3 separate regions of the Mus musculus genome follow, and all the other regions are linked to region 1. The links are chromatin loops, found by intact Hi-C in ENCODE. Cell type or tissue: gastrocnemius. All regions are shown on one strand.

Evidence for each region. Peaks named below come from ENCODE experiments on the same cell type or tissue, not always from the same donor. Only the 100,000 strongest peaks of a DNase experiment are listed, where the experiment ranks them.
Region 2: it touches region 1 in a loop (14-fold over the local background); 26 of 42 quality-filtered maps call a loop at or near these places.
Region 3: it touches region 1 in a loop (6-fold over the local background); 28 of 42 quality-filtered maps call a loop at or near these places.

Annotation. Positions count from the first base shown.
Region 1 is chr15:94,519,718-94,522,217 of GRCm38, forward strand. No RefSeq gene overlaps it. Among named protein-coding and RNA genes, the nearest start is that of Pus7l, 23 kb to the right of the region's middle. In gastrocnemius, a CTCF peak has its summit at 1,028 (motif pointing left); a DNase peak (open chromatin) is centred at 1,002.
Region 2 is chr15:94,341,601-94,344,100 of GRCm38, forward strand. Adamts20 (a disintegrin-like and metallopeptidase (reprolysin type) with thrombospondin type 1 motif, 20) reads right to left here. Exons shown (of 39, transcript NM_177431.5): 15 at 2,338-2,455. Among named protein-coding and RNA genes, the nearest start is that of Adamts20, 61 kb to the right of the region's middle. In gastrocnemius, no CTCF peak of the experiment used is centred here; a DNase peak (open chromatin) is centred at 951.
Region 3 is chr15:94,262,506-94,265,005 of GRCm38, forward strand. No RefSeq gene overlaps it. Among named protein-coding and RNA genes, the nearest start is that of D630010B17Rik, 17 kb to the left of the region's middle. In gastrocnemius, no CTCF peak of the experiment used is centred here; DNase peaks (open chromatin) are centred at 893, 1,564, 1,810 and 2,196.

The DNA of each region.
Region 1 (2,500 bases):
TGAAAGCAGCTAAAGTCATCAAAAGGAGGGAGCCTCAATTTAGGAAATGCTTCCATGAGATCCAGCTATAAGGCATTGTCTCAATTAGTGATCAAAGAGGGAGGTTCCAGCCCATTGTGGGTGGTGCCATCCTGGGCTAGTGGTTCTGGGTTCTATAAGAAAGCAGGCTGAGCAAGCCATGAGGAGCCAGCCAGTAAGCAGCACCCTCCATGAGCTCTGCATCAGCTCCTGCCTCTAGTTCCTGCCCTGTTTAACTTCCTGCCCTCAAGGCTTTTGCTGATGAACTGTTACCTGGAGCTCTGTGTGAAATAAGCCCTTTCCTCCCCAACTTGCTTTTGCAATAGTGACCTTATGTAAGACACCTAGGAAGCATGGTCAAGTTCAATTCCACACCACATCTTGTCTGATCTGAGACAGATCACTCAGATAGGCTTCTAAACTGCCCAAAGCAGGAAATATTACATTCCCAATGGGGGTTGGGATGAGTATGGATTAATATGAGAGATACTTATACAACGCTAATAAATGTTAACTGTGTCTAAAGTTACCGAGATTTCAACTTTTACAAGTTACAAAACAAACAAACAAAAACAAGGCAGTTGTGCCTTGATAAGATGCGGTGTGGCTCTCAGCTCAGCCAGCAGAGCACTTGCTTAGGGTGAGCAAGGCCGGGGGTTCACACCCCCTGACTGTGGTAATACAGCAAAACACCTCAAAGTTAAGACTGTTCACCTTCCTGGTCCTTACGCACCATTAGTCTCAAATGTAACCTTGGTAATTAAAACTAGAGCAAAGGTTATGCTTATGAAGCTATCATCAGTTGGTTCTTAAGACATAATAAGGTCCTTGGAATTAAAAAATATATTTCATACCAAATACTGTTAAATGGAACGACTTTCGGTATGCGTAACAGCTAAATAATGTTCTAGTTATGATGGATAACAAAGATATGCTTTTTGCTGGCTCCGTTTACTGTATGAGAAATATAAGCTTACAGTGCCACCTACAGGCCAAGACAGGAATATTGATGACAGCATGTTTTAAATGCTTGACAGGCTCTAAGAAATGCTATTTAAAAGAACACTAGGTTAAGTTTTATATAACTGATTTTCATATTTAATTCATAAAATATAATTTCACTGAGGGAATGAAAATATCCCTCCCCTCCCAAGTTTTGCTACTTTATAGAGTATCATTTCATTTTCAGTCATCGCTAAAATCATGAGGGCCACTTTAAAAACTAACGGTACCATAATATCCAACTTCATTTGTATTTTGAGATTGCTGAAGCAGCTGTAATGGGTTATCTCGATTGTCAATTTTAGGAGATTAGAGTCACTTGAAGACAACCACCCTCAGCACACATGTGAAGAATTATCCTGTTTAGAGGGATTGGGGCAAGAAGCCCCACCCACAACAGGCGGCGCCATTCCCAGTGCTTGGATCCTGGACTGTATAAAAAGGAGGATGTGAGTGACAAGTATCCCTGCTGTTCCCTACTTCCTGACTGTGGTGACCTGAGCCCTCAGGGATCCTGTTGCCATGACTTCTTTGCCATGACAGATTGCACCTTGGACCTGGGAGCCAGAATAAACCCTTTCACGTTTAAATTGCTTTTGTTAAGGTTTTTCCTGGCAGGAACAGAAAGGTAACAAAGATGATATGTAATATCATATGACATACCATGTAATATCCTATCATATATGGCCATTATATATATATATATATATATATATATATATAGTTATTACATTACACACATAAAATTGACATATATATGTGTGTGTGTGTATATATATGTATATATATGTATATATATATGTATATATATATATACATATAATTGAATACTCATCATCTTAATAGAATGCCATTTTCTTTTCTTCTCTTCCAAGTTGTGCCTGCAGACGTGTAACAGCAGTGGAGTTCCCGGCCTCTTCTCAACACACGGTACTTACATTAACTGATGACAGTGGTATCTGTGTTAATGTCCCCTCTGTTACTGTTGATCAGGAAGCACAGGGTCTTGAACAAACAGGAGCTGGGGCAGCTGGTCCCCAGTGGCTATGGGTTTTGTTTTTGTTTTAACATTCTTTTATAATTTTTTTTAATTGAAAGGATACTGAAAGAAATACAAATATAGCTGAGAGACTGCATTTGCTTAGCATATGCGATGCCTGGAACGGAGCTTTGTCTGCACTAAAATAAGCTTCACTGGTGAGCACGGCATGTGTCAAATATGTGTGTTGCTCCTCTAAAACATTTTCTAATGCTACTAAATGTGCATCAGCGACTATAGTAACTACGCTTGCTAACGATCTGACTCAGCTCATCTCACTTATGTTCTTTACGGGTGGACTTTGAGTTGACTTCTGATTCGCTCTCTAATATACAGAACCGGGGTCCTCGGCCTTCCTAACACTGTGACCCCTTAACACAGTTCCTCAGGCTGTGATGACCCCCCAACCATAAAGTTATTTTGTTGCTACTTCCTAATTGT
Region 2 (2,500 bases), 180 kb before region 1:
TCTTCTGCAAAAGCAGCAAGAGTCGCTTCTGGGATGTCTTTTCAGCTTCAATCTTGAGAATCTCAAAGCTCAACATTTCCTCTTTTTTTCCTACTTCTATAATTCTGAATGTATAATAGAGTGTTTATCTAGGGCCAACACACTTATTTACAATCCTGGGTTTCAAATGCATGTACAAATCTAGGGCTATCAGAGCTGCTGACATGGTGTGTTGGTGGAGACTAAATAGCTGCAGATTTTACTACTGAGAAAATAATAGAATTTAAATTTTTTCTCAGGCTTCTAGTTTGTACCTCAAACAAGAATCTCCATACTTAGATCCAAGTTTTGCATTACTTTTAAAAGTCTGTCAACATCCGTTACAAGAAAAGTAAAAAAAAAAAAAAAAAAAAAAAAAAAAAAAAGGAGTGGAATGGAGTTATTGGAGTGGAATGAAAGCGATAGCTCTAGCTCACTGGACAAAATTCTGCAATATTATCACTGCTTGAAGAGGAAACGCCGTGTAAAACACACATTGAACGAGAAAACGGGAACTTTTCCTGACCCTGAAAATACGCACAGAGCCAGCTGAGTCGCCCAGGTAAAGCACAGACCTCCACGTGCTCAAGAGATATTACTACAGCTTACTTCTTGTCCTTGTAAAAATTGACTCCCTCAATTTAGTACATGAATAAGAGTTGTAGTTTCTCTTATGCCTTATATTTGAAAATCCTGTGCCGTGGTTATAGTCCTTTAAAGATGACGCTGCCAGGTGACCTGTAGGTCTTTGCAGCCGATTGCCTTATCTCTTTAAAGTGTCACAACTTAGGCATAAATATAACTGCTCGACTGCTGTGTGTGTCCTGCAGGTTATAATCAACGTTAATTTTAACTCAGACAACTCTCTCTATAAAATGACTTCTTCCACCGGTCTCCTCAAAGCACTAGAAGGGTGCAAGGATGAAGGCGGCCACCAGGGGGCAGATTGCTAACTCTTATCCCCACCCTGCAAATGATTTGCAGCTGGCTTCCCATTTGTCTGGGAACTATTCATTGCCACATAATTTACACAAAGGTTAAGTACCTGGCTCTAATTTGATGTGCGTGGTTTTGTAACGGGAAATGTGTTTTAGTAGCTGAAGTCCACGACAACTGTGTCAGTGGCTACGGAAGGGGATCGAGTAGGCACCTCCCGTGAAATCATCGGTAACCAAGAGAAAACCACGACCATTGTCAGCACATTAAAATATGAATTGTTCTATGCTTCTAGTCTTGTGTTATAGCCTTCAACCAAATAGTGGCCATTATCATCGTGAACGCAATCATAGGAACATAGTTTAATGTCGGAAATGACTCTGTGAGAAATAACCATTTACCGTACTGGGAAAGGTTTAGGGCTCTGCTTTGTGTCATTCAAAGAAAGAACATTTTCCCAGAAAATTTAAGAATGGAAAATGTCTGAGGTAGTCTTAAAACACTTTAAAATGAAATTGAAATCACGGTCAAGTGCCCATTGGAACTGAAATGCACAATGCTACTTGGGAAATCAAGGGGCGGCAACTGTGACCCAACAATAAAATTAACACTTTAGCCCTTACCGTCAATCAACACTTTCAATACAGTATTAAAAACGAACACAGCACACAGACCAGGTATCTAATCGCAAAAGTAAATAGATGATAGATAGACAGGCAAGCAGATATAGGTAGGTGGATAGATAGATAGATTCCAATGTTAAAATAATTCAAAGCAAGTTTTCCAGGAAAATCCATAAATATATACATTCTAACTTGCATGAACACTACTAAAAGCTCTCTAAATTTAAGTAACATTCACACACCACAGTCAAATACCACTGACTTTGCTGTTTGACTTTTATTAATACATCTGATTTTTGTTGTTGTTGTTGTGGTTGTGGTTGTAATTTTAGACTTAGGGTTGGGGATGGTCTCAGTTAGTACAGAGCCTGCTGAACATGCTAGAAGCCCTGAGCTTGGCCCCAGCACAGCGTGAGGTGACATGGGTAGTGTGTGCTTGTAATCTCAGCACTTGAGAAGTCAAGGTTGGACGACCATAAGTGCCAGGCCAGTCTGGGACACATGAACCTCTTTCCAGAGAAAAAACCAACAAAAACACAGAATCAGGTTTTTCTTAGAACAAGTGAATCCATAAATTCAAATAACATCCCAGGATCAAGGTTTAGTTTCTTTCCCTTTGAACATTTTTCATCGACAACCACTGTGGCCTGGGGAGACAGAGTCCACAGGCTATAACAAAGCATTCCTGCTGTACTCCATTACACAGTAGAGCACCCGTCCCGACGGGAGGGAAAACCGGAGGCAAGCACACTCAGCTTACCGTAATGGGCACTGTTGAAGACACCTGCCAGGGTCTGGCACGAAGAGTTGTCACCACCACACACTCCACACTTGTCTCTCTTGGCCTTGGAGTTTAACACGTGATCACAGCCAGCTTGCTTCAAAACACAATGGTCATGATTCGTATCATCAAGGTGACTAAT
Region 3 (2,500 bases), 260 kb before region 1:
AATTACTTAGCCCATGATTAATTACCTAATTGAGTTAATAGAATATGGAAGACCCATCCTGAAGGGAGGCCACTCTGTTCCCTGGGTGGATGTCCTACTCTGCGCTAACAGAGGAAACTAGCTAAGTGTGAGTTACTCTGCTTCCTTAGTGTGGCTGGAAGATGACCAATCACTGTAAGCTCCTGCTGGCACCATTTACCCAGGATCATTAACTACTACACGCTTACGCTGTGAAGACAAAGTACATTCAATAGTCTTTTTGTTTGGTTTTGGTTTTGCTTTCTTTCCCTCCCTCCCTTCCTTCCTTCCTTCCTTCCTTCCTTCCTTCCTTCCTTCCTTCCTTCCTTCCTCCCTCTCTCTCTTTCTCTTTCTTTCTTTCTTTCTTTCTTTCTTTCTTCCCCTCCCCCTCCCCCTCCCCCTCCCCCTCCTCCTCCTGCTTCTGCTTCTTTTAAAGAAAGAGCACATACATGAAGTTGGGAGAGGAGAGTAGTTATAAGTGACTAGAGGGGAAGCTGAAGGGAAGGGAGTAGGGTGACCTAGGTCAAAATACATAATCTGCTTGTATGAAATCCTCAAAAACTGTGTAAAAAGGTGTCGTTGATTTACACATATAAAGCATACTGTTTGTCATGTCTGATGCCACCAATCAGAGGTGTAATCCCAAACATACCTTTATTTACTTAAAACACGAGATTAAGTACATTTGTAATATTCTTCCAAAATAGGAAGAAGAAGAAAAAATAAAGCTGATCTGGTTAGAATCAGAGAAAAGGGACCCAACTCGCTCTAACCCTGGAAACAGTGGCTTGCTGCCATATCAGCTGTGGTTCGGAATACTGCTTGCTTGATGGATGTGTTGTGCTGCCTCTGAAGTTCCTGCGGCTTCCTCTGGGCCCAGGGTGGAGCCATCACCCATGCACCATCTGTCACTAGTGAGGACCACGCTGCCTCAATGTAATATGTGCGAACTTGTGACTACAGTTACGACACAGGTTCCAGCTGGTGGAGGTGAGTCAATTGCCCGTGTCCACCGCACAAGGGGCATGCAGAAGGAACCTGATATTCTCAGACTTTCTACTGGGAAACACGAGATAAAAATGAGGCATTTGTGGAACGTAAGAAGAGACCTGAGCTGAGCACCAAGGTGAAAGAGGGCATCCCTTCAGGAATGCATCTAGCAAGGCACTAGATTGTCTTTGTTGTACATTTCATGCAAATTCCTTTCTGGTGCAACTTTTTATCTTGTTCCTCCTCAAATCCCAGTATATTCTGTGTAACAGGAGAATGTCAACTCATTCCACCATTCTTGGGTCCTAATTGGTCTTTTATTTAATAAAGAAGTTTGGGAATTCTCTTTCCATATCCGGTTGGGTCATAAGTCTAGGCACTAGGAGATTCAGTTCTCTCTAGCTATCTAGGACTTATTTGGAGGAAGCATACAAACATCCTACAATCTGCCAACGTTGACAGATTAGAAGTGATTACCAGGAGACCCGTATTAAGAGTTTTTGGAGGGAGGCCGACAGATAAGCAGGAAATGTCTGGGATGATTCCTGCCCACCACCCTCAGTGCAAGTAGAAGCATCCTGGCATGTTTGCTCAAATCTGTCATCTTTGGCACTGGTATAGAAAAATCATTATTGTGTTTATTTAATTCTGTCAAAGCAAAATAGGGTTCCTTTCAATGTCCAGTTTTATGAAATGATATGAAGAAGAGCCAAAATTAAGAGGTAACACTAAAAGAGGAAGTAGGAGAGAGGCTGCCTTTGAGGCTGGCTTCCTGCTGCTGGAACTCTGGAAGTTGGCTGTGTGCCAGTTTGGCTGGCACCTTAATTGCCATGCCACACTGAGACCATCTTTCCTTCCATCTGGGTTACATGTTTGATGAGGCCTCATAGAAAGTGTTAACCATGCTGTCTGTGCAAAGTGGTGACGACGCAGACCGTCCTATGACATTAATTGTGTGGCATGTGAAAACGAGAGAGGTTAACAATAAAAAGGAGTGGATATTCAGGAAGGAAAATCAGAAGATAAAGCCAGAAGGGGCAGACATGATAAATGAGACGAATCTCAGGATCTAATTCACAAGCTGGCTAATACTTCCTAAGGTGAAGAGCGACTCCTGATTCAGAACAGATCAGGAGCAGTGGGGCTGTGCAGAGATGAGAGCACCAGACAGCTCAAAGTGACCTGTCATGGTCATCACAGCAGAAAGCCGTTCCACCAAGGCTGCGGCCTGGGCTCCATCTGCCTTACCCATGAAATGATTTTAGGCTTTAAGATCAGTTCACTACTTGTTACCCAACGTCATAGGTCATGATGCCAAATGGCTTAGGTAACATATATGAAAACGTGTTGGTTTCTGACATACTTCCAGGGTTTTACACATTAATGCTTGAGGCAAAACAAAATGAAATAGGTACTATTGACACCTTAAAATGATGTCTGTAAAGAGAGCTGGAGCTTGGAGCCCTCCTCACCGAAATACTTTCCAAAGTGT